Linked DNA regions of Mus musculus: region 2 is linked to region 1. A link is a loop called in an ENCODE intact Hi-C map of the cell type or tissue named here. Cell type or tissue: heart. All regions are shown on one strand. Region 1 overlaps Cyp26b1 (cytochrome P450, family 26, subfamily b, polypeptide 1). Region 2 overlaps Gm38845 (a long non-coding RNA gene).

Region 1 (8,000 bases):
TCGGTCTCTCCTCTCCCGTCTTTCCCTCTGTTTTTCTTTTCTTTCGACACAAAAGTTGGGTTGTGAATTTTCCGAGGTCGCCGCCGCCTTGCCCCCACCCCCGCCTCTGATCTGCCTAACTATAATTAAAGTGCGTTTTTTGTGGCTTTAATAAAGAGTTATTTGTCCGCCGTTTCCACGGCCTTCACAAAGAGGACTTTCATAGGGGCGGCCGTTCGGGCCGCGAGTCCAATTTATACAAAAATGTATTTTTAGCCCTGGGCTCTGTTTAGATGGTGCTTAGTGGAAACCGAGAGCCCTTGGAGGTCTCCCGTAAAATCTGATAAATTACTCCGAAGAAAACACCGGATTCGGAGGGTTCGCTTTTAACCCCTTCAGCACCCGCTGTCTGTCCTCCCGAGGGATTTGACCCCCAGGGACGCGGATGCCCAGGCGAAAAGCGCCTCTCCAACTTTTGTGCTGGCTGCACCACACCCGCAAGGGGCCTTGTGTGAGATTGAGAAAAATGGCAAGGGACACGGGGGAGGGGCAGGTCAGGAAACAGGATGAGAACGAGGGTTCAGGGTTCGGAGGATTTGCCTTAAACAGGCGGGAAATGCTGCCACTTGAGCTATTTTATTTTCTAAATTCTCGGCTAAAGCTTGGACCACTGCCAAAGTTAACTCTTTAAATGTGAAGACAAAAAGAAATGAGAAAAGAGAAAGAAAGAAAAGAAAGAAAAAAGAAAGAGAAAAAGCAGGCGAAAGAGATCTTGTCTCTAAAGAAACATCCGATTGGTTGAAGGGAACCCCACCCGATTAGGCAAGCAACCCCCCAAAAAGATGGTCCAATTGTGAGGCATGGAAAGATCCAGGGGAACCTCTCAAGCCCCTCCATCCGGCTTCTCTCCTGTCACTCGGCCCCCCGACGGGGCGCGGTGATGTGTGTGTGTGTGTGTGTGTGTGTGTGTGTGTTCACGCGCACGGACTGCACGCGTCTATTAATTTCAAGCCAAGCTTTCACACGTCTAAACCCATTGGTCTGCGCGCACACGCGCGCGCTCACCTTTCATTTCTCCTTTCGGGGGTCGGGGTTGTGTGTGTCAGGATATCCAGGCTGCCTCTAAAATCCATGAGCACCCGCCTGATAAACACACCTCCCTCAGTTACCCTAGAGGTACACCCCCCTCAAACAACCTGGGGTGTATCAAATTGCAATAAGCGATTGTCTAGCGTTAGACGAGGTTAAATCCAGGTTAATCTGCCTGCTACCTACCTGGGTTTGGTCCTCAACGCGCCTGGCCCCAATTGTCACCAGAGTGGAGTTGTGAAGCGTCCAGTTGCATGGGCACACTCTGGGTCTTTTGCATACTTCTCCTAGCTATCCTCTGCTAAACTGTCCCCACCCAATAAGCAAACAGACCCTTTCTCCCCCCGAAAGCTGAGAGCCCTCAACTCTCTGCCTTGAATTTCTCTAAGGTTTTCTTTTCTCTGCCACCACAACACAGAGATACAGATGCGTGCATACATACATACATACACACACACACACACACACACACACACACCAGAGGAGGGGGAGAGAGAGGTGAGTAGCACCTTGTACTAGCCCAGTTGTACCTGAGCCTGAGCCCAATGTACTGCAGAATGCTGCCCAGGTCTTAAAGTGGGCCACTCAAGCTGCCACAGGCCCTCTCCTCTTCTACCTCTCCCGCGCCTAGGACACTAAAGTCTACTGGGGCTCAGAGACAGAGGTGAAAACTAAGCGAAGCCCTCCAGACTCGCTCCCCAGCGCTCTCCGCACACCCCTGCTTGGACGCCTGCAGCCCGGAGCATCACACTCGGGAGCCCTCTCTGCTACCTACCCTGGTCAATATCCCTCTTACTAGCTCACCCGGCCTCGTTAACTAGCTCACAGGGCGCCGGAGGTCTCTGAGCCGCGCTGCAGGCGAGCTGGGGAAACCCAGGCGGCGCCGGCTGAGGCAAGGAAGGGGCGGGGCGGGGACCGGTGCTTCCGAGTGTCCGAGCTCTCGGCGCCCCCTGGCCGGACACCCGCGGCTAGCGGACTCCTCGAGAGAGCGCTTACCTGTAGCAACCAGTGACCAGTCTCTCCGATGAGCGGGAATCCCATGGAGCCCTTGGGGATGGGCAGCTTGCAGCTCTTGTCGCGGGTGGCAGCCCAGCGCAGCTGCCACAGCTGCTGCGACACCGCCAGCAGCAGCGTCACGGACACCAGGCACGCGGCGAGGGTGGCCAGCGCCGACACCAACTCCAAGCCTTCAAACAGCATGTTGGCAGCCGCTTGGGGGATTGGCTGTGCGGTCCGCGATGGGGGAGGGGAGGGCCGGACCAGAGTGACGGGGGAGGGGAGGCTGCGGCAGGGGGTCCTGGCACCCCTCGGAGAAACCCAGGAGATGGGGCCGAGGGGAAGGGGCTGGAGGCTGCGAGGTGATCGAAGAGAGAGAGGAAAAAGATTGCCTGGAAGAAGAGAGAAGACACGAGGCGACTCGAGGTGTAACTTTGTTTGTTTGTTTGTTTGTCCCTTTAGGCGGGCTCTGGGGAGGTGAGATGGAGCTGAGTTAAGCTGGTGAGCTTGTTCTCCCAGCAACCATCACACACGAAAAACTTTGGAAAACTTTATCCACCAGGAATCTCTCGGAAGCCCCTTTCCTGCTTAAAGCTAGGGGGGCAAAAAGAAGGGGAACCGAGAGCTAGCGGAAAGTGCGATCAATTTATCAAAACTATTCCTCCAAGATTCCTAGGTACATAAAAAGAAGGAAAAAAAACCGGAATTCAAAAATTCCAACGAACCCAGAAACTTTGGGGGCTTGGGAGAAGACTCCCCAGATGAGGCGAGTGTAGAAGCTGGAGCGGCCGCGGCACTCGGAGGCGGGCAGGCGGGCGCGTTGGCCCGAGCGCGAGTGCGGAGTCGGCGAGCCGCAGCGGGGAAGGGACGCAGCCGGCGACAGAGCCCCGGGCGGGCTCTGGGGCGGCGGCGGCGGGAGGGAGGGGTAAGGCGGGGTGGGGTTGGGGGAGGAGGTGGGAAAACCCGAGCCCGGCTATCTATCAATTAAGAAAAGGCAGTCTGTCCCGGGACGCAGTCTCTCGGCTCTGGAGTTGCTGTTAGGGAAAAGAGAAGAGATGAGGGGGGGAAAAAAGGAAAGAAAGAAAGAAAGGCAAAAAGGGATGAAAGAAGGGGAAAGCAGGAGGCAGGACTTCAGGGCTGGTGGTTTGAAAAGCGTCTCTCAATCTGATTTGATCCAAGGCAAGGCGATGCGTGTGTTTATATAGAGGCGGGAGCAGCGCCGTGGGCGCGCGTCCAGCACCCCCCCTGGGCGCGCTCACAAAGCGGGAGGCGTGGTGAGAGGCCGGCCGGCTGCCGAGCGTGTGAGCTCCCGCCGGCCTCCCGCCCAGCCGCCCCGCCCGCCGCCCGCCGGGGACCCACTTGTAGGCGCCTCAGGATCAAACTCAGTTCACCTCGCGCCTTCTCTTCCTTCTCGCCCGGGTCTCGCCGAGTCCAGCACCTTCAAACGGATGAGATGAGACACATGCCCGAGCGCGCATGCACACACTAATGCGCGCGCGCGCGCACACACACACACACACACACACATACACAGGAGCGCACACGGTGCGCACCCTCTTGATGCTAGTTTGACTATAAAGCTACTTTACTCCTGCTTTTTCTCCCTCCTGGATCCCCTCCCTGGTTCCCAGCTTTTGGCTGTTCTGCGTGGAAGTTCCTTATCCGACTGTCCCCCTCGATTGGGAGTTGCCAGAAGTCTCTCTACCCAGACTCCATCTCGCGGAATTCCGTGGGACCCGGCAAACTCAAAAGATACATGTTATTCCCTCCTGATTGCCTATAGCCAGGGTCCGCATTCCTAATATCTGCATCTACAAACCTCAGTAGTCTAGATCCACATGTTTCTTACCATCCAATGCCTGGAGGGTCTTCTGTGCCTGTGTGAGTCCCGGGCTACCAATGCTCTAACACTCCTGAGGACCACAACACACACACACACACACACACACACACACGTTAACAAGTCACTAGTGCTGGTCCTGGAAAGTGTCCAGCACCTGAGACACATGTGCAGTGGTCCTGTACCCAGAGGCCGCGGGAGTCCTGTACACATGTTCTCAGATATGTGTGAATAAGTAAACATGCCACTGAGCGCGACCACCTTCTCAGAGCTAGCCACGGAGAGTCCAGAGCCCCATCCTATGTGGGGTGTGATTGTGGCACCTGCATGTGCTCTCACCAGACGCTGGTGGAGAGAACTTGAGTTTGAGAGTCTATCCATAACCGTATGTGTCTGCGCATCCATGGATCTGCCTGTTATATGGCCTCTCCTGAGAGCCCGGGACGGAGCTGCACACAGCGGCCCCAGTATTTGCATGAGTAGCGCGTAGCTCTCCCTGTCCGTTGCCTCTGGTTTTCCCCAGACGTCTAGTCTTCTTGTTCCACTCCCACACTCCCGGAGCAAATACTAGTAATAATAAAAAGAAATCATCCTAGACATGCCACCTGCAGTTTAGGGTGCTGAGCGTGTAAACTAATCATCCTACTCTGCTAATAGTCCCCTGCATCCGGTATAGGATCTGCTTTAGAGCTCACTATCAGAAAATGTGCGAGAGCGTCTAAGATGCGCGTCTACGCGCGCGCGGTCTCTCGCCCAGAGAGCGCGGCAACTGAAGTTGACTCGGCCAGCAGAGCTCTTTCAGCCCGGCTCTGGCTGCAAGCGCTGGGTCAGCTCCACGCTCACTCTCTGCCTTGGAACCCCACCTGGTGGTTAGTTTTAGTACTACAGCCGCAGGGCATATTGTCTCAGCTTCCCCCTCCTTAAATATCTTTTCCTAACTGGGGACAAGCTCCAAAGAGACAGCCTGAAGATATTCCCAGGGGTTCAGTTTAAGAATCCTAAGGCTGCCCCATCTCCACAGGACAGTCGGAACCGGGACACGAAGTCACATCAGAACCACTGTGACCCCAGAAATAGAGAGCTGGGGAGTGTTTGCTTAGGTGAATTTTACTTTACAGGACCTCTTAGCAAGCAAGATCAGCGAGGCCAGTGCTAGTCCAGTCTCCCTAGGAGGATGGCAGAGTGTGGCTTGGGAAGTTTTGGGGACCTTGATGTCTTGAAGTACCCTATGAATATGACCAGTTTACCAGTATTTCCAGGCAAAATATCCTTAGGGGAAGACCAATACTGGGGCCATCTCGCTGTGGGCAAAGGGACATGAACACAGCCACATGAAGGTCTACTATGAGGCTGCATGGAAATAGGTATTGAAATCTACAAGGCCATACACAGGAGATCCTTGTCCACAGCCAGGAAATGCTTCTTTCTAAGCAGCCAAACTGAATCCAGAGGACCTGCCCACTCTGGGGTCAAAAGTCCACACTTCCTTGTACTGTCTTACACACACACACACACACACACACACTTTGGCTTTGGAGCCTATTTTGCTCCCCCTGCCTGGACTTTCTTCCCACTCAAGTGTGGAGTGGGAGTTGGGATGGAAAGGAAGGGGTCCTAAGTCCTTACTGCTGAGCTGCCAAGTGCTGCTCTGGCGAATGTCCTGGGGGACACACAGCCTCACTGTAACAGCTGCAGTGTGTCCTGATGGGACGTGTTTCTCTTCAAGTCCCCTGCGTGCTGAGGAGGAGGAGAGAGGAAGGAATGTATGCTGCAGAAATACACAAGGCTTCTTGGAGGTGCTGCAGGTGGATTGGAAAGCTGCATCTGACAAGAAGTTGCAAAGACGCTACCAGCACAAAGGGAGGCCAAGAGCCACATACACAGGAGGGACAATCTGTTAGTGCCCGGGGTGGACTTCTGATGGTGCCAGACACAGGCCTGGTCCACAGCCCATGCCAGAAAACAAATTGTTGACCAGATTAACCCTTAATCCTGGTCACTGAGACATACTGACTCTGACCCCAGGCTGAGGCTCTGTGCAAACAGGCATTTCCAGGTCCAGCTCTGGCCACAGAACACATTTCCCTTACAAGCTGTCGTTAAGCTAGGATTTAACCCATAAGTCTCCTGGAGTAGGCTAGGGCTCTAGGTCAGAATGCTTCTGTCAGCTAGGACTTGAAATGATCTGCCATGTCCCCGGATCAGCATCCCTCCCCATCCAGGCCAATACTGCTAATCTCAGCAACTCACAAAACCCTTTCCACAGCCCAGATACATCTAGGGCTCCAACTCCTGCCCAAGGTGCACCAAAGCCCAGGTTCAGGGAGTGTCCCCAGAGCACTCCAGGCACATTGAAATCAGCTGGAGCAGACTGGGACCTCAGTCAGGGGACATTGTGTCAAGGGAGGCTCTGCCTGGGTGACATTTGTAAGGCTTGGTAGCTGAGCCTGAGAAAATATGAAGGGTAGGCCTCAGGCACTGTTCGAGGCTGAAGACAGGCAGCAAGGCAAATTCCTCTGGGGCTCTAGAAATACCTGCACAAGCACAGATCTGTCTGTCTCAAGGCCTACTTCTCAGGACACAGAGCTGCCAGGATGGCTCTGTGTCCCCAGCTTCCTACACACAGAGTAGAGAGGACAGCTCCCCTTCCACACCCTTCTCTGTGCGCATTCCTGATCATCCTTTCCACACACTGCGCACAGCACTGCAAAGTAACACTATTTTGTAGAGGGATTTGTATATTTGTTTGATGAGGACACTGCTCACAGTTTCGCTCTGTTTCCTTTCCTACCAACAGGAGTATATCCCCTGAGTTGGGGCACTTTTCTGTTAAATGGAGGAAACCCTCCATTTTGTACTCAATTTGCATAGTTTAGGCCCTGATTTTTTCCCAGTTAATGCTTCAATTTCTTCACCCCAAAGCTTTTCATTTCTCTAGCCAGAATAAAAATGTGAGCAAGAGTAAAGTGGGGACCGAAAGGCCAGGCAGTGGTGGGTGGGAAGCATGCCTGGGCACTTAAAGACCAACTAGGCTCGTCTAGTGTCCCTCAGCTGTCTGGGGACAGTATAGCTGAAAGAATAAAAGAGGTAATTCCCAGAGTTCTGTAGCCCCACTAGCTCCAAGGAATCTTTGGAAAGCTAACCTCATAGGGTCCCAGACTGCCTTTGTTCTATTCTGAGGTCCTCCCCCTGCCCCCCCCCCCCCCATATCCTGAGTCCCTTGTCTGGAAAAGCCCTGGGTCAGCAGGTTCTGCTCAGACCCTTTTGCAGAGCTTGGGTGGGAACTGTAAAGTCCTGCAGATAAGAAGGGCCCCCACCCTAGATTTCGGCTTTTGTCAGAGCGTTCCTCTCCCTGCCTTTGCCCATCACCCTGCCTCTCTGGGTTCTCCAGAACGGGCGCCACAAGGCCAGTGGTAGCCCTCTGGTGCCCAGAAACTCAAGGACAGGTTAGAGGACACCGCATAAGTGTGCCCTCGCTCTTGAGAGAGGGGCTGGACTCCTGCTGTCCAAGCTGCTGTGAAAATCACCTCCAGTGTTAAGAATTGCCTCTCTAGAGCTCACAGAACTAAATGACCCACTCCCCAGCGGGCTGTCTGGCTGTACAGAGAATTCAAGAAGCCCCTCACAAATGCCACTTGCCTGAACCTCACCAGCCCCAGCCTCTTTGGAGGTACCTTCTTTCTGGTCACTGCTACCAAATCCAAGGGTATATTCAATTTCTGCCGTTTTCTCCTTCAGGCCGTCCTTTTCTCTGTCCCTTGCGGAGACTTGCCCCTACCTCCTACCCACACCCATGTATCTTCAGCAATATTCTTGATTTTTTTTTTCAATAACAGTCCATGTGCAAAAGGATCAGTCTGGCAGGAGTCTGACTCCTCACTCCCAACTTCACAGACAGGCCCGGCTAGAAGGGGCCCCTCACCCACCCATCTACAGCCCTCTGGGAAAGAACTTTCTCTTTTCCCTGGGAGGCAGCCAAGTCCCATCACACTCCTCACCTGGGGAGGCCTTGGCTCCAAACACTTTGCCCAGGAGGAATTATTTTATAGAAGTGACTCTTCCCATCCTCCGCCATCAAAGCCCCAAGCCCAGACTT
Region 2 (8,000 bases), 83 kb before region 1:
ATGGAGAGACACAGGTTTTCAGTTAACAGGACAGCATGCTTTTTCATGTTTAGAATAAGGAACCAGATACGTCCACGATTGTAGCATGTGTTCATGTACTTGAACCCATCTATAATTCATGGTCTCTCTTTTTTCTAAACTTGGGCACATCACTGCTGACATAATACATTTTTAATCATTTTGTTCTGGTTTGTGGCCACTCAACCACCTTGTTTCCCAAGCTCCTACCTTTTGTTTTTCTACAGTGCACCTGTTTCTAAGAGTCCACGTCAAGACTTTATACTGCATAGCTAAGCATAGCGGTACATGCCTAAAATCCCAGAACTCGAGAGACTGAGACAGGAGGATTGCTTTAAGTTTGAGGCCAGCCTGAGACATATAGTGAGACTCTGTAAGAAACAAGCCAGGTGTGGGGGTGAACATCTATAATCCCAGGACTCAGGAATAAGGGGCATGGAGTCAGAGTATGCCTCACTACATAGAGAATTCTCTCTCTCTCTCTCTCTCTCTCTCTCTCTCTCTCTCTCTCTCTCTCTCTCTGTGTGTGTGTGTGTGTGTGTGTGTGTGTGCTGCAGAAATACACAAGTAGAGTGGGTTGATACCACATTTTTTCTGTTCCCCCACCCACCCCCACACCAGGTGCTGTCCACAGCAGGAGGCCATAACTAACCTGCATCTTCTCCACATCATGGTTAGCGCTGAGAATGGACTTGGAGACAGCATCACATTTGCTTCCTGGACAGTCTAAACACTGGCAGGTCCCAGGCTGGCATTTCTTAAAATTTCATTCTTCCTGCAAAGGGGAGCTGCCCTCGCTCTGTGGATAAGGAAGCCTAGAAGCCATGGGAAATCTCACTGGCAGGTCACATTAGCCTTCATGTAGGGACACTGGTTGTGAACTGTCTGAGTGGACATGGGGGCCAGGGGTGAAGTGACTCCATGAGCCTCTGCTCTGAACCTTCCTACAGGTTCTAGATCTCCCTCCTCTTCTCTGAGCCTCTACTTACAAAGCTCTTAGTCCTGGCATTCTTGGTGATGGGTGAAGCCATACTCCTTCAAGAGGATGCACCCAAGTCCATAAAAGAATCATTTTGTCTACAGTTCTATAGCACACACCCTGGTGCTCTTTGGAGAGCAGATGCCCACTTGTATCAAATAACACAGGGTCCACCTGTCTGTGGGGATGGCTCTCTTTCTAACCACTGATACCTCTTGGAAGCATCTCTGGCCTTCCTAACATTTTAATGTCTCCATCAATGGCGCAGATACCCTGGAAGCAACCCATTCCCTGCTTTCTAAGACAGCAGCCATGACCCAGGAAGTCTGGAACCTTCCTTCTCAAATACAGACTCAGGGAGGAAGGCCTGCCGGGGTTGAGGAACCAGAGGAGTTAGTCAAGGAAGGCTTCCTGGGGAAGAGGCAGCAACCCTAGGCCTCTCACTGGAGTGGCCCACAACACTCCATAGGAATTCAAAGCTTGTGCAACCCAGAGGTCTCCCCACCCTATGTCCTTGGCCTCTGAGAATAGGTTCATTCCATTCCTCTGGGGATTTTTTCCTGCCTGGAACTTCCTCTACCCAACATGCTTCTTTGATATTCTTCTGATTGCTAACTCCTAGACCACCCAAGATCTCTCAGGACTGTGCTCCCGGACCCTGCTGGACTCACTCGCCAGCCTAACCCTCATGTGTCCTTCACCTGTCGCAGTTCAAGGCCAATCAGGACATTCCCCAAAGCCATGGTTTTCCTATCTAGAGCAATGTTAGAAAACAGCCTGAGGGCTGCCAGGACAAGCCCTTGGTGAAGACCAGAACCTGTACCCAGTTCCCCTGCTTCCTAGGTGAGTATGCTTAAATCAGGCTTTCCCCTTCCTTGAGCCTCAATTTATCCATCTGAAAAATAAGACTATTTGAAAAGAAAGAAAACTACAAAATACTGACTCATGATAGAGACGCCCCTGGGAATTACTGGCCCATGGACAGAGACAGAGAGTACATTCCATACTAAGACAGGGTTTTGACATAGGTGTATACCACTGCCCTCCTTGCTTCTGTGTAGACCAAGCCCAATCAGCAGTTTTCCTTACTGCTCCTTGCCTCCCAGCCCCCGCTCCCCATGCATCCCAGGAGCCCAAAGGATTTGCCTTGGTTGGCAGCCCTCACCTGGAAAGAAAGTGACTCAGACCTCCAGGAGAGCTGGGATGAATCAGGGAGACAGAACTGAGTGTGGGGCCCCCACCCCAGATCCCAGGCCTCTCCCAGCCAGAAGAGTATGAGCCATCCCTCCCCAGTGATTTCTCTGGGAGAGGGCAATTCTGCTGAAATGTGCCCCTGGCCAGCCAGTGGGGCCCCCTTGTAAGCACACTCCCACATTCCAGGCCTGTCCAGACGCCTTCCCAGAGCTGTCTTGTCATATGGTCCTGCAGGGAGGCCAGGCAGTACTTTGGGTCTCCATTCTCTCTGCAGAAGATGGTTAGGGTCTCTTCCTGTCATTCTGGGAAAGTGATGAATACAGGACATGGGACAGCCACAGGAGACCCTGTGGAACAGTAGGGGTGGGAGCCTAGCCACACCTCACTATGTCATTGCCCACTAAACTCTCCATCCTTCTCTATTGCCAGTGAGACCCTGTCACCGAACCTTCCCCCCCTCCCCCAGCTGTTGGCCCAGCATTGGGAACACCATTGACTCTGAGCTGACATCTGATCAAGCCCCAAATGTTCTTAAAGAACCTTCTCCATCCTAGACCTCATCATATGGCAGCTTCATCCTTCCAGGTGCTCAAGCTATATGCTAGCTTGTTTTTCCCCTCATCTCTATGGTTCTACCTATAAAACAGACCCAGAATCCAGCATCTCTCGGATGGGTGTCTTCTGGTCTTCTGGACCTCATAGGGAATGTCCCTGTGAATCTCTGCCACACTCTTACCTCTTGCCGGTCTCCCAACTGTAGTCAGAGGGCTTTTCATAAGCACAAGTCAGATCAAGTTCACTGAGTAAGTCATATGCAGAAATACAGCCAGTCTCCTTTTCTTAGGATAAAACCAACTTGATCTGAGAAACATGCAAAGGCCTTGCAGGTGCCTTCAGGGCCAATGTGTTCCCCACTTCCCCCACTTCTCAGGAGTCATGCCCCACCCATACTCCCTGCTCTCTCCCCTCCATCTCACTCCTCTTCCAGAACCTGTGTAGGTCTTCCTCCTGGACATGTACGCCTTTCTTCCCTCTGCTTCAAGTCTGGGCTATGAATGGACTCTGAAATATGCCTGCAAGCTCATGTTTCTCACGCTTGCTCCCTACTTGATGGAACTATTTGAAGAGGCTGTGGGACCTTTAGGAAGCGAGGCCTAGCTGGCAGCAGTAGATCACTTTGAAAGTGGTCCATAGACCCAGATCTACTGTGATGTGAACAGCCTCCACCACACATCCCATGCTTTCTCCACCACAATGGACTGAACCCCTCTGACACAGTGAGATAGAATAAATCCTCCCTTAAAGGGTCTCTTTCACATAGCATGATCCCAATGAGATCAAATTAATGAATACAGACTGAAACAAGGCTTGCCTGGCTACTCAACACACACACACACACACACACACACACACACACACACACACACACACACACACACACAGTGTCCCCAGTCCATATTGTCTTCTTTATGTTTTCCCCAGGCTTTATCTGTCTATGGTGTTTACTGTTTAAAGTCTGTCTCCTTTGAAATAAGAGCTCAGTATGGGAAGGGTTTGGGGTCCATAATGGCCACTCCACATGCATCCTTGACATCTGATCCAAGGAATGCACCTAGCTGGTAGGTAAAGAAAAGAAGAAGGAAGGAAGAAGAGGGCAAAGAAGGATCAAGGGAGGGAGAGGAGAAAAGGGAAGGAAGGAAGGAAGGAAGGAAGGAAGGAAGGAAGGAAGGGAAGGAGGAAGGGAGGGAGGGAGGGAAGGAGGGAGGAAAGAAGGATAAAGGGAGCTAGAAGAAAGATGGTTGAGGGAGGAAGAAGAAACAGAAAGGAAGAAGGAAGGAAGGGAAGGAGAGGAAGAAGAAAGGGAGGGAAAAAGGAGGAAGAAAGAGGAAGAGAGGGAGGAAGAAGAAATGAAGTAAGGAAGGAAGAGAAGAAAGGAAGGAAAGAGAGGAGGAAGAAGAAAGACGTGGAAGGAAAGAAGGAAGAGAGTGAAGAAGACAGGAAGGATTATAATGATGATCTTAGTAATTGTAACCTTGTTAGCCTGCCATTCCCTAACTGTGTGGTGTTTCTTTCTGCCTCAGTCTCCTTCATTTGCAAAGTTAGCTAATGAGACTAACTGGTTTGCTGAGCTGTAATGAGGTATGGCAAGCCTACACTCAGTAAACACTGTTACTGTGACATCACCTGAACAGCCACCAGGAGGCAGATGACCTGGTCAGGCTCGGTAGAACTCATTTTCAGAAGATGTCCCTGGGAAGCTGCTCCAGGTCCTCCTGCCAGGGCATGAGAAGGTGCTCCCTGTCTGAGAATCAGGCTTTTCCCTCAAAGGGGCACAAGGTATCTTTGATACAGAGGTGTGTGAGGGAAGCCAGAGATCACAGGGCTTCTGGGTAGAAACAGGTCCAACCATTTGTGTCATATGTGGATCCATCTGCTGGGAGTCAGCCATCTTTCCAGGCCTAGAGTCTGGACAAACCTTCCCAGTTTGTGCGCCACGCTCAAGCTAGCAAAAAGAATTCGCAAATGAACCTGAATCAGATAAAGTATTAAATCTATCCTTGAGCCGGCGGGATGGCTCAGCGGGTAACAGTGATTGCTACCCAAGCCTGACAAACTGAGTTCAATCTCTGGGAGGCAATGGAGAAAAGAGAACTGACTCCCAAAAGTTATCCTCAGGCTTCACGTGCATGCGCACGCGCACACACACACACACACACACACACACACACACACACACACGTAATAAAGTAAATGTATTAAAACTTCTCTTCGGGAGAGCCAAGCTCAGGCCTTCACCATTGAATACCCAGATAAAGAGAAGCCCAGAGGGTGGAGAGAATCTGCCTAGGGTCTCATTGCTGGAGAGAAGTAATGATGGAGCCAGCACCCCTAGACAGCGTGTGCCCCTCCACAGAGAGCTTAGGGGTGAGCCAAGTTCCCACGCCCCTCACCAGAGGTTGTGACAGCTGGGACCTGTTTCATGTGTTTGGCTCTGAAGTGGCAGCTGTTCTTCGCTCTGCAGCCAGGGGTTCCCTCCAATGAGAGCAAAAGCTACAGAGTACATAAGCATCTCTGTGTCCCACCAGCTGATGCTACTCTATCTGCCTCCAAAAAGAACCACATGGCAGGCAGCTCACCATGCAACATAAGGGGTGCTGATGGGAACCATAGGTGCCCACAGGGATCCCACGATTGGCCACACCCCAGTTCTCACAGTCTCTACCCGAGGCCAGCATGGACCTAGCTCCAGCCTACATTTGACCTTCTCCTGCCCTATGTAATGCCATGGGCAGGACCCCCAGGCTGCCCACAGGAAGTGCTAGGGCTCAGGATGTCATGGCTGACTTTGGCACCTGCCCTGTTGGCCTAATAATGAGTCAGGACTCACTAAGGAGAAAGCCTCAAGTGGCAGCAGGAGTAACTCCAAATGACTTAATTGATTTAATTCATTGAAAAGAGGAAAGGAAGCCAAGCCCTTCTGAGGGCTGTCTGGGAGCCTGCTTGGGTCATGAGTGCTGTTGAGAGGTCCCTAGCATGTGACTCTGTACCAGGGAACACACACACACACACACACACACACACACACACACACACACACACACGCGCGCGCGCGAACACACCCATGCCCCAGGTCCCCATAGGAAAGGCAGGCCTGCCCGGATCCTCATTGTCTTAGGAGCACCAGCAACTAGGGATCACACGGAGGCCATCACAGTGAAGCATCAACAATGACTTTGTGGCCTAGCCCCAGAAAGCCAGGTCTGGGAAGATGCCAAAGCTGGAAGCTTCCTCAACAAGAGAGGGCTGGGTCAGGCAGTGCAGGAAGGATGAGAGGTGAGGATTCCTGATGATTCTGAGCTATGGGCAGAAGCCAGAGAAGCTATGGGGGACAGTGATGGGCAGCAGAGCCCTGATAAACTCTTCCCATTGAGAAAGACCTGCTCAGGAGGCAGAAGACCTCAGCCCCAGTGAGTCACACCGCATGGAGAAAGCCCAATAAGAAAAAGCACAGACTACCCATAGCCCTCCCTGTAGTTTATCCCACTTACCCTCACAGTTCTGTGAGGTAAGTCATGCCACAGATCCCATTTCACTGCGGGGAAGTCAAACTTCTGAGAGGTTAAGACAAGTTGGCTCCTAGTCAACAGCGAAGCTAGGGCTTGGATCCAAGTGTGCTAAACTCCAGCATCCAGGTTGTGACTGAACACTCTCCAGAGACTCCATGCCAGTGACTAGCAGGAACCCTGATTGAACAGATGTACAGTCCTGATGGACATAAAATGTTTTTTTTTTAAATGCCTGGCCTATGCTGGACATGGTGACACATGCCTTTAACCCCAGAACCCATGAAGTAGAGGAAGATGGATTTCTGTGAGCTTAAGGCCAGTCAGTTCTACACAGTGGATTGAGTTTAAGGCCAGCCAAGGTTACACAGTGAGGCCTTGTCTTATAATAAAAGAAAGACACTCTAAATCAGTCCATGACTGCTCCAGAAGAGCCCCTCAACTAATGGCAAGGGTTAAAGGTCCTTCGAAACTGAGAGCTGCGGTCAGAGGAGCAGGAGAAGGGAGGCTCCACCATGGGTATCATTGACCAGCAGAACCTGAAGGAGAGGACCAGCATATCTCACTGCTATATGTCTCAGACCATGACCAGCAAGCAGGACAGGCAGACCCCTCCTGGAGCATGGACATATACAATAAGGCACACAGTCCAGAACCCCCCTGAGCACCTCCCAAGCACCAGCTACCTCTGTGATGTGAATCCATCTGGAGCTAAGGCCCTGCCCAGCCACTGTGACTCTGTCTGAGCCAGTCAATCCATATCCAAGGTCAGAGGTTAGTCAAAGGTCAGGGTCATATTTCATTTAAAGGCTGGTTTGAAGTCTCTGCTAGAGGTCAGGATTATTGGTTCATCTGATGCTTGGCCTTTAAGCAGTGGGTGACATGAAGGACAAGCTGGGAGGTTCCATGCCCTGGGCCTAGATTAAGAGTCTGTAGTGAGTCATTGGGGTAGTCCTTGGAGTGACCCCTGAAGTCTGGCTACCTCTGGGTCACCTGCTAGGGATCTGGTACAAGGTGGGGCTGGAAGGCTCCAGGGGTGGGCAGAAGCCTGTGCCCAGCCCTGTAGACTCCTCACCCCTCATTCTTCCTAGCTGAAGTCATCCATGGGCCCGGCCACCCCAGGCCTGGGAGGGAAGCAGAGGTTCCTCTGTACCTCCTCCAGAGGACCTATGGGTCAGGATCTCCAGGACTGCAGGTACTGGGCCTCAGAAGATGGGGTACCCCACCACACTGCTGCCAGGCCCATACCTATGGGACAGCCATGAAGAGTCAGTTAGTGGTCAGATCATACTGAGCCTTAAGCACATGCAAGACATAATTCATATCCGGTTCTCTCCCATCTCCTTCCTTCCTTGCTTGCTTTTCTTTTTTTCTTCCTACTTTTAGAGACAAAGTTTCATGTATCCCAGGCTATTCTTGAACTTGCTATGTGGACAGTGGCCTTGACCTTCTGTTCCTCCTGAGTGTTGGGACTACAGGTGTGTACAGCCATACCTGGTTTCTTTGGTGTTGGGCTCACACCCGGCACTTGAAGAAGTCTAGGCAGACACACTACCTGGAGAGATACAGCCCCAGCCCAAAATGTTTCTTTTAATCTAATGATGTTACTTTCTGCCTTGCAGGCAAGGAAAATGAGGCACGGCTCTTGTCCTTCAAACCCAGGTGGCCAGCCTCATTCTTAGCCACCTAGATGATAAGAATAAGATCAATATGAAGCCACCCATTCAAGGAGGCCATGGAGTCAA

The links. Peaks named below come from ENCODE experiments on the same cell type or tissue, not always from the same donor. Only the 100,000 strongest peaks of a DNase experiment are listed, where the experiment ranks them.
Region 2: a loop joins it to region 1, with 8 times the contacts of the local background. A loop is called at or near these places in 5 of 42 quality-filtered maps.

The regions. Positions count from the first base shown.
Region 1 is chr6:84,585,738-84,593,737 of GRCm38, forward strand. Cyp26b1 (cytochrome P450, family 26, subfamily b, polypeptide 1) reads right to left here. Exons shown (of 7, transcript NM_001177713.1): 2 at 2,065-2,456. The coding sequence starts at 2,268. Among named protein-coding and RNA genes, the nearest start is that of Cyp26b1, 4.2 kb to the right of the region's middle. In heart, a CTCF peak has its summit at 2,007; DNase peaks (open chromatin) are centred at 1,904, 2,284, 3,394, 4,724 and 2 weaker places; H3K4me3 peaks cover 4,767 bases; H3K27ac peaks cover 813 bases; H3K27me3 peaks cover 5,694 bases.
Region 2 is chr6:84,502,482-84,510,481 of GRCm38, forward strand. The region is part of intron 1 of Gm38845 (a long non-coding RNA gene); the gene reads right to left. Among named protein-coding and RNA genes, the nearest start is that of Gm38845, 16 kb to the right of the region's middle. In heart, a CTCF peak has its summit at 4,382 (motif pointing right); no DNase peak of the experiment used is centred here; H3K27me3 peaks cover 249 bases.